2 separate regions of the Homo sapiens genome follow, and region 1 is linked to region 2. A link is a contact called in ENCODE Hi-C or POLR2A ChIA-PET data. All regions are on one chromosome and are shown on one strand. Each heading gives the region's core, a stretch centred on a gene start or an enhancer-like site at or near the end of the contact. The rest is flanking DNA. Distances are from core to core; before and after follow the strand shown. Region 1 overlaps SNX29 (sorting nexin 29). Region 2 overlaps SNX29 (sorting nexin 29).

The links. Hi-C counts contacts between places; a loop is a spot of excess contacts on that map. ChIA-PET counts read pairs that join two places held with the same protein, here RNA polymerase II (POLR2A). Pooled maps may share reads with other maps.
Region 1: a loop to region 2 is called in a map with no recorded cell type, with 6 times the contacts of the local background. The contact joins two enhancer-like sites. A Hi-C loop is called at or near these places in 4 of 168 maps with a recorded cell type or tissue (endothelial cell of hepatic sinusoid, gastrocnemius medialis, ovary and 1 more), 18 of 37 single-sample maps with no recorded cell type and 6 of 50 pooled maps. POLR2A ChIA-PET finds 5 or more read pairs at or near these places in 7 of 52 experiments (CD4-positive, alpha-beta T cell, CD8-positive, alpha-beta memory T cell, Panc1 and 4 more).

Annotation. Positions count from the first base shown.
Region 1 is chr16:12,058,059-12,064,967 of GRCh38, forward strand. It overlaps SNX29 (sorting nexin 29), which reads left to right. Exons shown (of 21, transcript NM_032167.5): 9 at 3,470-3,588. Among named protein-coding and RNA genes, the nearest start is that of SNX29, 85 kb to the left of the region's middle. Within about 2 kb of position 1,398, at least 5 of the 41 ENCODE cell types and tissues checked have a DNase peak (open chromatin) inside an H3K27ac peak, as active enhancers do.
Region 2 is chr16:11,992,940-12,000,566 of GRCh38, forward strand. It overlaps SNX29 (sorting nexin 29), which reads left to right. Exons shown (of 21, transcript NM_032167.5): 2 at 6,358-6,419. Among named protein-coding and RNA genes, the nearest start is that of SNX29, 20 kb to the left of the region's middle. Within about 2 kb of position 1,937, at least 12 of the 41 ENCODE cell types and tissues checked have a DNase peak (open chromatin) inside an H3K27ac peak, as active enhancers do.

The sequences.
Region 1 (6,909 bases), core at 148-2,647, 65 kb after region 2:
ATCTGCCCACCTTGGCCTCCCAAAGTGCTGGGATTACAGGTGTGAGCCATCATGCCTGGCCTAATGAGTTAATATTGAATGGAAAAAACAAGATAAAAAACTCAACATTTTGCTTCATTACAACTGTGTAAAGAATAGTCCGCACAGCAGGAAAGAAAAAAAGACATGTGGGAAACTGAGTCTGACACAGTAATGTTTTGGATAATGTGGCTGTTGGGTGGTTTATTTTTTCTCTCTCTTCTTTTGGGCATTTTCTAAGTTTTCAAATAACGTGTGTTAATTGTCTTGCTGAGGAGCAACAGTTGTAATAATGAGTGGTTTTAAGCCAATCAAGGCACCAGATACTGAGGCAGTGTCAGCTTCAGGAATCTTTAATGTCACTCATTTTGAGGCAGTAGCCCTTGGGGCCCACTGGTGTTTTTTTTTTTGGTTTTTGGTTTTTTTTTTTTTTTTGAGATGGAGTCTCGCTCTGTCACCCAGGCTGGAGTGCAGTGGCGGGATCTCAGCTCACTGCAACCTCCGCCTCTCGAGTTCAAGTGATTCTCCTGCCTCACCCTTCCAAGTAGCTGGGATTACAAGCACCCACCACCACGCCCTGCTAAGTTTTGTATTTTTAGTAGAGACGGGGTTTCACCATGTTGGCCAGGCTGGTCTTGAACTCCTGACCTCAGGTGATCTACCCGCCACGGCCTCCCAAAGTGTTGGGATTACAGGTGTGAGCCACAGCACCCGGCCTGGGTTTTTTTTTTTTTTTTTTTTTTTTTTTCTCTGTGGCCCAGGCTGGAGGAAGTGGTATGATCTCAGCTCACTGCAGCCCTCGACCTCCCAGGCTCAAGGGATCCTCCCACCTCAGCCCCTCCAGTAGCTGGGTCTACAGGTGTGCAATACCATACCTGGCTAATTTTTAAATTTTTTGTAGAGACAGGGCTCGAACTCTTGGGCTCAAGTGATCCTTCTGCCTCGGCCTCCCAAAGTACCGGAATTATAAATGTGAGCCACTGGCCTGGCCAGCAATCTTTAATGTAACTCATTTTGAGGCGGTGGTCCTTGGGGCTCACTTCTCGGGTTTGGAACCTCATCCTCTTGGGGCCTGGCTTCACCTTGTACTTGCATATGTTGCGGGGAAGGGTCAAGAATTATCTTAGAAACCAGCAGAACATCGCACCTGCCCTGAGGCAGTGGAGTGGCCTAGAAAGGACTGTCTGCTTTTGCTGCCTTCTCCTGAAAGGGCGCCCCTGACCACCTCTGGGTGCCGGCTCCGTGGTCACCAGTGGCCAGGTCAGAGCCTCAGGAGGGCGCCTCTTGACAGATTCCAGAGGCACAGCCAAGGTCATCTGGTTCTCCCCCAGGTTGGGCTCCTGCCAGGACAGTCGCGGGAGCGGCTCTTCTTTTGCCCCCACCCTGCTGTCTGAAAGCCTCATTGTGGTATGGGCATGGTTGAATGATCTGTCTTGCAAAATTCTGCTAGGATTATTTCCTCCTGTGCTTCTCACTCTGTGCCACATGTCTGGCCAAAAGCTAGAGAGGGCTGAAAGGAGACTTCTACCTGACAAGCCTCTAAAATAGGAGCTGGCAATCCCTGCCTGCGGACCAAACCCGCCCCCAAGCAGTGAACAGTTGTTACATTTTTAAAGAGTTATTAAGAGACACCAAGAAAGAAGACTGTGTCATGAAGCCTGAAATATGTACTCTCTGGTCTATTACAGAAAATATTTGTTGATTTTAGAGTAGCTCTAACATAAAGACAAACTATATAAGTAATGTCACTTGTGGGCAGGAGACGACTCGGTGCACTTGAGTTTGGAAGACCTGGGCTCCAGTCCCACAGCCTTGGTTCTGTTGCTTAGTGCTGATGGCCTTGGACAAGCCACACACTTTTTCTTCTTTTGCCTCCCTTCCCTTTGTCTGCCCCCGCACTTCCCTTCTTAAGTAGGTATGATTATGATCTGCTTTGGTCTTCTTTATCTACTGAGATACAGAATGATGTTTAAACCTTACAGTACAGCTGGCTCTCTGCATCCATGGACTCTGCATCCGTGAGTTCCGCATCTATGGTTTCAACCAACTGTGGATCAAAAATATTACCAAAAAAAAACCAATAAAAATAATACAATAAAAATACAGTATAACAACTATTTACATAGCATTTGGATTGTATTAGGTATCATAAGCAATCTAGAGATGATGTAAAGTACATATGTGGGAGGATGTGCTTATGCAAATACTACACCGTTTTACATCAGGGACTTCAGGCTAGGCGAGGTGTCTTATGCCTGTAATCCTAGCACTTGGGGAGGCTGAAGCAGGAGGATCGCTTGAGGCTAGGATTTTGAGACCAGCCTGGACAACATAGGGAGACCCTGTTTTCACAAAAAAACAAAACAAAACAAAAAATTAGCCGGGTATGGTGGCTCACACCTGTAGTCCAAACTCCTCGGGATGCTGAGGCAGGAGGCTCTGCCAAATCCCAAGAGCTCAAGGTTGCAGTGAACTATGATTGTGCCACTGTACTCCAGTGTGGACAACAGAGCAAGACTCCAACTCTAAAACAAAACAAGGGACTTTGAGCATCCTCAGATTTGCAGGGGTTTTTTGAAACGGTTGATACAGATGTAATGCAGATACTGGGGGACGGCTATACTGCAAAAATACCTCCAGGTATTTATTAACATTTCTTGATTGCTCAGAGGCAAGTGCTGCAGGGGCAATTACTCCCAAACAAACCCAACCACACTGCCTGGCGTTTCGAAGATGGCACGCATTAGAGATTTGTACTTTGTGGGTAAGGTGACAGTATAACAGATCATATGAGCATGGTTAATAATTGAGCCGACTCCCTTTCTTGGAAGGGACCCAGACGTGACTGGTCTGATTCTGTCCTTTTACCCACGAGGGGCTCAGATGCAGCGAGGCGGAGCAACGCTAGCCCTAGGTCAGGTGGCTGCTGTCATTTCGGAACGTGGAGCAGATGGCCTGTGATGCATGTGCTGTCCCCTTCCCCAAGCCTTTGTCCCTCCTCTTCACTCGGTGGCTTGGGCTTCCTCCAGCTCCCCTCCTCAAGCCCTGCTTCTTCCAGGCAGCCTTCCATGACCTTCCTGGAATGAGCTTTCTCCACAATCTGAGATGCCATTTACAGCTTCTTGCAGGATTATTTGGTTCATGTTCATGCCCCCCAACAGACTGCAGGCTCCCTCAGGGCAGGATCAACAGTATTCACTGGCTCTTTTGCCACCAGTAGGGAGCACAGTGCCTGGCATATAATAGGTGCTCAGTAAACACTGGTTGAGAGAACAAATGCAAGAGGTCTGGATCTGGACTCCACGCTCTACCTCCCAGCCCACACCTCCTTCTGTTCTCAGCCCTGCCTTGGCCTGGTTAGTTCTCAGGAGGGTGCTGTGGATGCTTGTTGGTGAGTCATGCGGCCTGTGGGCTCTTTGGCCTGTCCTGCAGCTGTATTCTTTCACCTTAGGCCACTGGAAGGGAACACCTGCCTCTCCCAGATGCACAGCTGGGCTCCGCTGAAGGTGCTGCACAATGACTCCGACATCCTCTTCCCTGTCAGTGGCGTGGGCTCCTACAGCCCAGCAGGTGGGTGTCTCCCGATTACTCCTTTCCTCCAATAAGAGCTTTGGCTTCGAGAACCAGCAGGAATGTCTGAGTTCCCTGGACAGGTAGGAATGGGAGCCGGGAGGCACGGGAGTCGGGGTGTGGTTCAGGGCCAGGGGGAGCTCACTGAGATGCAGAAGTGAGAGAGGGCTTGGCTTCTCTCCCTGAACCTGGGTATCCTGAGGTGCTCTCCGTGGAGTGAGTGTTGGGCTGAACCAGCTGGCAAGTCACCAGGGCCTGCAGGCCTGTTTTTCTCCCTTACCAGTGGCCCGTTGAACTTGGTCGTTTAAAAGCTGACCACAAATAGTGACCACGATTTTGCCTCTTTGGAGATGCAAGAAGGTAACTGAACCCCTGTCTGTAAAGGCCCTGCCACCCTGTGCAGAAAAGTGCTTGGGGATCAGGAAGTAGCTTGGTTAAAAGCTGTTTCTGGGCTGGGTGCGATATCTCATGCCTGTAATCCCAGCACTTTGTGAAGCCGAGGCGGGTGGATCACCTGAGGTCAGGAGTTTGAGACCAGCCTGGCCAACATGGTGAAGCCCTGTCTCTACTAAAAATACAAAAATTAGCTGGGTATGGTGGTGTGTGCCTGTAGTCCCAGCTACTCACGAGGCTGAGGCAGGAGAATTGCTTGAACCCGGGAGGTGGAGGTTGCAGTGAGCCGATATCGTGGCACTGTACACCACCCTGTGTGACAGTGAGACTCTGTCTCAAAATAAATAAATAAATAAATAAATAAATAAATAAATAAATAAATATGTCTCTGGTATGGGTAAGCATTTTTGCACCATTCCACACGGTTGAGCACGTGCCCGTGTGGTTTGTTATTGTTTTCTTTAGTGCAGGTCATGGGGAGGACGTGGTTGATCCCAGCTGGCCTGTGGGGTGCAGTGTAATGCAGCTGGCACAGCATCTGGCTCAGAGAAGTGCCCAGTTGCTGTCCCTGCCCTCAGAACACCGCTGGGTCAGAGAAGACTTGGCCCAACCTTCTTAGGCGCCTCCTCGTTTTCTTAGGAAGTGAATGTGCCTTCTCTGGGCCCAGATTTAGGAAATTATGACTGGAGCCCACTAATCACTCAGGAAGCTGTTGAAATTCTGAACTGGGGTGTAGATTCTTCCTGTCACTTGGCAGGGAGCATAAACCTACTCAAACTAGCTGAAGCACAGAGGCAGGGCGGGGACAGTCACTGGCAGCAGGACGGGGCCAGTCAGATGCAGTACTAGCTCTAGAAAGTTGAGTAAGCCTGAGTGCATTACTGCTCTGAGCGTCAGCATTCCTGGCTGTTAAATGAGGCTGAGTGCTTCCTGTCTGTCAGTTGCTGTGTCCTCATCTGGAAAATGGGGATGACAGTGACAATGAGAGCCAGCATTTGCAAAGCCAAAGGAGCCCTGCACTGCAGTGTGGCTGACCCTGATGAACTCATCTGCTCTTGAGCACAGTCCTGTGAGAGTGGGGGGTGTGATTATATCAGCTACCTTTGAGATCCACAGTGAAGGCGCCTTGAGTTAATCTGGGGAAGGTGCCAGGCACATGCCAAGGCCCCTGGTGAGAGCTTCAGGGACATCTTGTCCATGGCCCAGGAGCTGGGGCGTTGGCATGGAGGGGGCTTTCCTGACTTGGTGGGGTGCTGTCATCTTTCTTATGTGGCCTCCCTCCACTTCCTGATGGGGGTCTGCCCACCTCTTCTTTTCCTAGTCCATCTTTTTTTTTTTTTTTTTTTTTTTTTTGAGGTGGAGTCTCACTCTGTCACCCAGGCTGGAGTGCAATGGCATGATCTTGGCTCACTGCAACCTCCGCCTTCTGGGTTCAAGTGATTCTCCTGCCTCAGCTTCCAGATTAGCTGGGATTACAGGCATGCACCACCATGCCCGGCTAAATTCTTTTTGTATTTTTAGTAGAGATGGCGTTTCGCCATGTTGGCCAGACTGATCTCAAACTCCTGACCTCACGTGATCCACCTCCTTGGCCTCCCACAGTTGCTGGGATTATAGGCATGAGCCACCGTGCCCGGCCTTTTCTAGTCCGTCTTTGCTCCCTGTTCATTCTCATGCCCTCCTTGGCCCACACCATGCCTCAGTCACATGACCTTCCATACCAACTGGAATTTCTCATGGGTCTCAGTTGAGGTCCCCTAAAAGTGACAATCTCGTAGGCCTAGCTCATGTTTGCAGGCCAGGCCACCGAAGTCCTGCATTTCTAGACCATCCATGGTCCAAATAGCCAAAGGTTACGGGGTTGGTGACCTTGCTGATGCCTGTTCAGCGGCAGTGTAGATGCAGGCAGGTCATCTGAGGAGGGGCAGGGGCTGGGAGAGAGCAGGTGGTCCCAGGATGTGTCTAGGACCCCTGGGGAGTTTTGAATGTGTGTTCACAGGCTCTGTCTCATGAATCAATTTCCTGCTCACCTTGTCCCGTTCCCCATGGAGGGGTCTTGTAGTTGGGTTCTTGAATTATTGTGGAACCGTGAGGTGCTTGCAGTAGGTGGTCTGATTGTTTTGGCAGCTCCTTTGCCGCTTAGCTGGGCCCCCTGAACCATCAGACATCCGGGTCAGCTCCTTTGCCGCTTAGCTGGGCCTCCTGAACCATCAGACATCCGGGTCTCCTTTTTCGTGCATGTTGGGCTTTGGTCTTAGAGAACCCAGAGCTCTTCCTGCTCTTCTGGGCTTTCTGTAGCAAGTGTGTCCAGGGAACGTAGCTCCCCATCAGCCTCTAGAGTCCTTGCAGATTTCCTGTGGTCCCACACCCGGCTGTCAGCTCGCAGAGTCAGCTCCATCTTCTCACTGCTGATGGGACCCGAGCTCCAGCTGATGTCGAATGCACTCTCTGGAGATGACGTGTGCCGGCGTCAGCCAGCATTTCCCTTCTCTGCAGTAACGATGCTGTCAGGGGGCTTGTGAGCTGGGACAGCCCAGGGGCTGCGCACAGGGGCAGGACATGGCATAGGGAGAAACATTATTCCAGGACTGTGTCAGGATGTTGGACTCAGAGCCAGGGGAATGGGTAGCCTGATTGGGACGCCAGGTTGCATCAAGTCCCTTCTGTCCTGATGCCCCATTTCCATGGGAGGTGTGGGGCCGACTGGTGCCAAGACTCTGCCTGCCTGCCCAGGTGGCCACCGCCACCATTTCTCCTGAGACTCCATTCCTTTTGCTCTGTTTCTGCCTTTTGTCCCTTCTGAGGGACATCTTCCTTCCTTAGAGATATTCTGACATTCCCTCTCATTCTGGAGCCACTTCGTCTTTTAATGGAGACTTCCCACATGGAGGGCTCCTCACCTTAGGAGACTTTTGTCATCTTTGAACA
Region 2 (7,627 bases), core at 687-3,186:
TCACCTGAGGTCAGGAGTTCGAGACCAGCCTGACCAACATGGCGAAACCCCATCTCTACTAAAAATACAAAAAAAATTAGCCAAGCGTGGTGGTGGGCACCCGTAATCCCAGCTACTCAGGAGGCTGAGGTAGGAGAATTGCTTGAACATGGGAGGTGGAGGCCTTAGTGAGAAGAGATGGCGCCACCGTACTCCAGCTTGGGCAACAAAGTGAGACTCTGTCTCATAAATAAATAAATAAATAAATAAATAAATAAATATCTGTGTGGCCTTGATTAAGGGGCTTGACCTCTGTGGAATGGGAACCAGTTTACCTGGAGCTCCAGGGTTGCGAGGGTTAAAGAAGGAATATAGCCGGAGTGCCTGGTTGCCTCCTGCTTGTTTTCTCCTCCCCACGTGCCAGGGGTCCTCTTTCACCCTTTCATCTCCCAGGGCAGCAAACACAGAGGCTTGGATTGAATTGCTTTGCCTGGGCTTTGGAGAGAAGGTAGCTAGTTGAAAGGACTTCTGGGAGCCAGAGGTCTTGATACCTTGGGGTAAGGGTTGCCAACAATGATGATAATGATAGCTAATTTTATTAAATGCTTGGTATATACCAGGCACTGTTCTAGGTGCACAATACAATTTCCCTCATTTTATCGTCCGAAGAGGTAGGTTCTATGATGAGCCTGAAGGAGGGAGGTTAAGTAACTTGCTCATGATCACATGGCTGGTGGAGTAGGATTCTAACCCACACTATCCTGTTCTTAATTTCTGCTCTTTCTCTCCAGGAGGTCACTGTAGCTTGAATGGTGACCCCAGGCAGAAGGCTAGAGATTTGTGGTAAAAATTAATGTAGGATCCAAAGGACTCTAAACATTAAACATTAGATCCTGAGAGTTCTAAACATTGAAGACAAAGGCCGGGCGCGGTGGCTCATGCCTGTAATCCCAACACTTTGGAAGGCCAAGGCAGGCAGATCACCTGAGGTCAGGAGTTTGAGAGCAGCCTGGCCAACATGGTGAAATCCCGTCTCTACTAAAAATACAAAAATTAGCTGGGCATGGTAGCAGGAGCCTGTAATCTCAGCTACTTGGGAGGCTGAGGCAGGATAATCGCTTGAACCCAGGAGGCAGAGGTTGCAGTGAGCTGAGATCGCGCCATTGCACTCCAGCCTGGGTGACAAGAGCAAGACTCCGTCTACAAACAAACAACAACAACAAAACATTAAAGAGAGACCCAACTAGGTGACTGACTTTCCCGTGCACATGAGGATTCTGAGTAGAGTTAGGGAGTGTCAGCTGACTGCATTTCTCAGACAGGTTTGTGGACCCCTGGAGGTATTCCCTTGGGTGCCTTTCCATTTTCTGTTTTCATTTTGATGGTGATCTAAATGAGAAATAAAAAGAAGCCTGTTCTTGTTCACCTGGTTGACTGCTGGCTGGGGGCTGCCCCTGGAGATGAGGAAGCAGGAACATGGGGTTTGATCGCTCCTGTGTGGCAAAGTGTTTGCTGAATTTGCACTGGGCCACTGCTGCAGGTTGTGATGGAGGTCGAGGGTGAGCAGGGCTTAGCAGCTGGCAGCTCCAGGATCCCATGGACTTGGAAATGTATCCCTCCTCGGCCACTTCCCATGAGTCTAGCCCTGGGTAAAGGTCTTTTCCTCTCTGAGTCACAGTGTTCTCTACTGAATGGAACCACTTTTCCTTCTTTGTCAAGGATTAAATAGGTCATTTAATGACTTAGCCTGTGGTTGGGATTCGGTAGGTGGGCACATTGTTCCTACTTCTCTCTGAGTGGCGGCAACATTTGAAGCTGGCAGATTCTTCTGGGCCCTGGCGGAGGTGCTGTACTCTCCACTGGATTCAAAGGGAGAAGGTAAGAAGGAGACTGGTAGCATTGATTGCTCTGCCTGCCTGTCTCTGCAGAGTCTCCATAGACTGTAGAGCTGGAAGGGCATGATCTCATGCAGAAACCAGTGGCCAGACAAGGGAAGTGACTGTCCCTGTCACATGGCTAGCAAGCAGGCCAGGCAGGATGAGAGCTCAGGCCTTGTGACTTCCCGTTCAGTGCTCTCCACTGTTCCTCTCAGTTGATAAGTGGTCCTGAGACCACCTGTGCTCCTTGCAGCCTAGTAAACCCCCTTCTCTCTTATTTATTTATTTTTGAGACACTCTCACTCTGTTGCCCAGGCTGGAGTGCATTGGTGCAATCTTGGCTCACTGTAACCTCCGTCTCCCAGGTTCAAGCGATTCTCCTGCCTCAGCCTTCTGAGTAGCTGGGACTACAGGCGCCCGTCACCACACCTGGCTAATTTTTGTATTTTTAGTAGAGACGGGGTTTTGCCATGTTGGCCAGGCTGGTCTTGAACTCCTGACCTCATGTGATCCGTCCGCTTTGGCCCCCCAAAGTTGCTGGGATTATAGGTGTGAGCCACTGTGCCTGGCTGACCCCTTTCTCTTAAGCTCATTCAGGGCTAAGTTGGCCACAGCTGCCCCTTCTGAGGTCAAGATTATCTCACTTGACAGCTTCTTGCCTGCAGAGAGATCACAGCCAGGAAGTGTGAGCCTCTGGGTTGAGACCTGCACAATCTCGGGTAGTTTTTGTATAAAGAACAGGTTTTTCTTTTCTTCCCCCCCCACCCCATCATGAAAAGAGGCTTTGCAGAGTAAGGCAGAGGAGGCTGCTGACATCTCATCCAGAATAATCAGTAGAGCAAAATACTCTTAAAAAAAAAAAAAAAAAAGACATCGAGGATCATTGTGCATACCAGGAAGGGTAGGTGCTAAACCTTTATTATTCAGGTGTGAAAGGAGCCGGCAGTGTCAGCTCCACTGGAAGCTTACGAGAAACACAGAGTTGGCAGGGCACGGTGGCTCACACCTGTAATCCCAGCACTTTGGGAGGCCGAGGTGGGTGGATCACGAGGTCAGGAGTTTAAGACCAGCCTGGCCAACATGGTGAAACCCTGTCTCTACTGAAAATACAAAAATTAGCCGGGCGTGGTGGTGCGTGCCTGTAATCCCAGCTTTTTGGGAGGCTGAGGCAGGAGAATTGCTTGAACCTGGGAGGTGGAGGTTGCAGGGAGCCGAGACTGGGCCACTGCACTCCAGCCTGGGTGACACAGCAACACTCCGTCTCAGAAAAAAAAAAAAAAGAGTTAGGCCCCATCCTCAACCTCCTGAACCAGAACCTCCCTTTTGGGCTGGGTGTGGTGGCTCACACCTATTATCCCAGCTGTTTGGGAGGCAGAGGCAGGAGGATCGCTTGAGTCTGGGGTGAGACCCCGTCTGTATAAAAAATAAAAATAAATAAATTATCTGTGAGTGGTGCCCTGTGCCTGTAGTCCCAGCTACTCGGAGGGCTGAGGCAGGAGAGTCGATTGAACCCAGGAGGTTGAGACTGTAGAAAGCTATGATTGTGCCACTTACTCTAGCCCATGTGATAGAGATCCTGTCTCAGAAAAAAACGCCAAAAAATAAATTGCTGCTTTTTAACAAGATCTCCAGGAGATCTGTGTGGACATTAAAGTTTGAGAAGCACTGCATTAAAAAATTATCACTAGGGAGATGAAAGAGATTTTTATTTTCTTTGTACATTTTTTCCTGATTTGTTATTATTCTATTTTTTTCCTGCATGAATTGCTTTTATGATGAGAAAAAAATAGCAAAGGCATTTCCAGTGCGGGGAACCCTGTCAAGTTTCCAGTTGGCATTGCTCAAGGGCAGGTAGAGCTGTCGGGCTCACTCATACTTGGAAAAAGGAAGAAAGCAAGCCTAACTTTTTTTCTATTCTGGTGTTAGGGAGGGAAGATCAGAATCCAAACCCTGGATTCTGAAACAAAGAGCGTTTGATTGATAGACACAGGTGTCAAGAGGTGTTGGAGGACCTTGGCCAGATGGGTCTATAGCCATCCTGAGCGATGCCTTGAGATGCCTCATGGCTGGTGGGAATGGTGCCTAGGCTATTCTTGATCGAAACCTCTTCCAGAAAAAAATACTAACGGTACTTTTTGAAGAGTCAGTTGTTTTATTGTGTGTCTCAAAGAATCTGCTGACTGGTTTCATTACCAGGCCTGGGGGTAAGGCAGGATCCTTGGTATTGTGGTCCTAACACAGGCTTTAGAGGTCTTGAGTCAGGATCACTGTTCCACCAATTAGTATTCAAATTTCAACAGTCTAACCCCTTTATCATGGCCCACACGATCCTATGTGACTGACATCTGCCCGCCTGTTTGATCTTTCCTTCCACTTTTTTGCTTTTTGCTCAAGCCACAGCAAACTTCCTTCTGGTCCTGGAAGACCAGAGCCAAGCTTGTCCTACCTCCGAGCCTCTCCCCTTGCTGTTTGCTCTGTCTGGAACACTGGCCTGCCCTGTCTTTCCATAGCTGTTCCTTCTCTTCATAGAGGGCTCAGCTCAAATGTCACCTGTGCAGAGAGGCCCTCAGTGGCTGCCTTGGCTAAAGCAGCCTTCTTGCTTCCTCCCTATCCCATCACTGTGTTTGTTTTGTCTTCCTAGTGTGACTCTCTAACACTTTTTCATTGATTAGTTTACATTTATACTTTTTTTTTTTTTTTGAGATAGGGCCTCACTCTGTCACTCAGGCCAGAGTGCAGTGGCACGATCTCAGCTCACTGCAGCCATTGCCTCCTGGGTTCAAGTGATCCTTCCACTTCTGCCTCATGAACAGCTGGGACCACAGGTGTGTGCCACCACGCCCGGCTAATTTTTTGTGTTTTTGGTAGATACAGGGCTTCATCATGTTGCCCAGGCTGGTCTCAAACTCCTGATGTCAAGCAATCTTCCTGCCTCAGCCTTCCAAAGTGCTGGGATTACAGGTGTGAGCCACTGTACCCGGCCTTCTAGTAGGATTTTAGCTCCATGAGAAGATGGATCTTTTACACCATTTAACTCCGGTGTCCTCAGCTCTTAAAACATTGCCTCACATACACTAGAAGTTAAATAAGTCCTGGGTGGATCAACACACACAATCACTTGACTTCCCCGAGCTTCAGCTTTCCCATCTGTGTTTGGGAACCTGGCTTATAGGGTGAATGTGAAGATGAAGGGAGATGATGCATGCATAGTGCTTAGCTTGGTTCCTGGCATGTAGGATGCGCCCAGCACACGGTGGTGGTTGTTATCAACCAGCTGGCCCTGGCTTGACCTGGAGGAATCACTGACCACCTCTGAGATAATGCCCTGCTGCTACTCTCTGGTGCAGCCCACGTAGAGTTGCCCAAGACAGAAGCAGCCTGATGGCAATTCAACGCCTGCAGTGTGGAGCGTCTGCCCTTAGAAACTGAATTTCAGTATCCTTTGAAGTGAATGTGCTCTGTGTCTGGTGCATCATACTCCGGGCTTTGTATCTTGCTTGGAGTCATTGGGCCTCTTGTGGAGATCAGGTGTGGCTCTACCAACTGTCTGCCTGGTGCTTTCAAGTGCTCTTGCCCCAGACCTTCCTAAATGGAAGTTCAGCATATGTCATGTGTGTCAGTTGGGAATGCTTTTGGATGCAAGTAACAGCCCAATGTGCAGTGGTGTGGACAAATAGGGTTATTTATTTTGTGAGAGTTAGCTTGTTTCTAGTCTTGGCTTACCAACTCAGTGATATCAGGGCTGGTGTCTTTGTGATTCTCTAGGTCTTTCTCTCAGGCTCATGACTTCGTGGTGGCAAAATGCTACTCTGGCTCCACCCAACATGTTTATGATTAAGGCATGAAGGATGGTGGAGGGAGTGATGCTCTGCATAGCTCTTCTTTCTATCAGAAATGAATGACTTTCCCAGAACTTTGGGAGCCACTTCTGCTTTCTTCTCATTGGCCAGACTGCTTAAGTTCAACCTCAGCTGCTGAGAAGAGGAGTAATCAGGTTTCACAGCTTGGATTGCTGAAGGTGGCATGGGAAAAGGATGTTGGAGATGATAGTGAGAACAGCCAGTGAGCAGTTCCTGCTGTACTGGGAAACTTATATTTTATTTTAGGCTGCTGGTTGACAACTGGGGGCAGTTTTGATTCCCAGGGGACATTTGGCATTACATGGAGACATTTTTGTTATAACTCAGGGGTTTGTGTGTGCTAATGCCACGTAGTGTGTAGAGGCCATGGATGCAGCTAAACATCTTACAATGTCAGTAGTGCCAAGGGTTGAGAAACCTTTAGACCATTCTAGACATGTTCAGATTTGGGGAAAATTAGTTTAGCTGTTTTCCTTTGATGCAGTAACAGGCAATAGCCAAACTTCATTGTAATGATACAGATTATTGATACCTAGTTGTGCTACTGATTTTGTTAAAGATCAGTAGGAAAGGACTGATCTAGTTGGGGACAGCCGTGTCCGAGCGTCAGAGAGAACTAATTAAGCCTCATTGCATTTTAGGATCACAGAACAATGACAAAAGACAATTTCTGCTGGAGCGACTGCTGGATGCAGTGAAACAGGTAAGCAGAAAGCACACATTTGCCTTTTTGGTCGAGTAATAGTGTCAGATAATTAATGTAGGTCATTTCTTCCCTATAACATACACAGACTAACTCCCACTTTATACCTGGGAACAGTGAAGTGATCTACTCATTTTTCCCAGGAAATGATAGAGCAGTGAACACGGTCAAGGTTGGGTTGGAGGAAGTCCTGTGTCTTGAATTCCCAAAGCCCTCTAGAGGACCCCATCCGTCAGTGATGTCCCTTCAAGAAAGGCACTGGGCCAGGTGCAGTGGCTCACGCCTGTAATCCTAGCACTTTGGGAGGTCAAGGTGACCGGATCACTTGAGGTCAGGAGTTCCAGACTAACCTGGCCAACATGGTGAAACCCTGTCTCTATAAAAATACAAAAATTAGCAGGGTGTGGTGGCAGGCACCTGTAATCCCAGCTACTTGGGAGGCTGAGGCAGGAGAATTGCTTGAACCTGGTAGGTGGTAGTTGCAGTGAGCTGAGATTGCGCCACTGCACTCCAGCCTGGGCAACAGAGTGAGACTTTGTGTCATTAAAAAAAAAAAAAGTCATTGATGTGGGTTTCAAAGTCTCATTGTCTCATTTCCAAGCAGTTGTGTTTGAGGGCAACTCTGAGGGGTGCAGAGGTGGTGGTTTGGAGTTAGGACCCTCGAGCACAAGAAGGCTAGGACAAGGAGGATGGAGGCCACGCCTGAGGTCCTCTGCTGCTGCCCCCAGCTGTGTGGACGCTCCAGGTAGCTTTGCTGTGATTGATGTGATGCTGTTTGTGATGCTTGACTCCGGCTGGGCTTGGAAGTAAGCTTGGATGTGAGACTGGAATCTGCTTGCCGCATGTACCAGATGCATGCTGCTGTTAGCTGTCACTGATCACACCTCCACTGTGTGCCAGGCTCTCTGCTAAGCACTTTATATTTAATCCTTCTAACAACACTGTGAGATTATAGTTCCTACAATTGGTTTCATTTTACGGATGAAGAGACTGAAGCTCAGAGGGATCCAACAACTTGCTCAGGGCGTCATAGTAAGAGGCAGAGCTAGGATCCAAATCTAGGAATTCTAGGAGCTTGCTTTTTGGAAGGGGCAGTTGACGGTTATAATTATGTGTGTAATTACACTATAGGGAGGTAAGTATTTTAATAGGGGTGTGTGTTAAAATTTTTTTTTTTATTTTCTAGAGACAAGGTCTTGCTGTTGCCT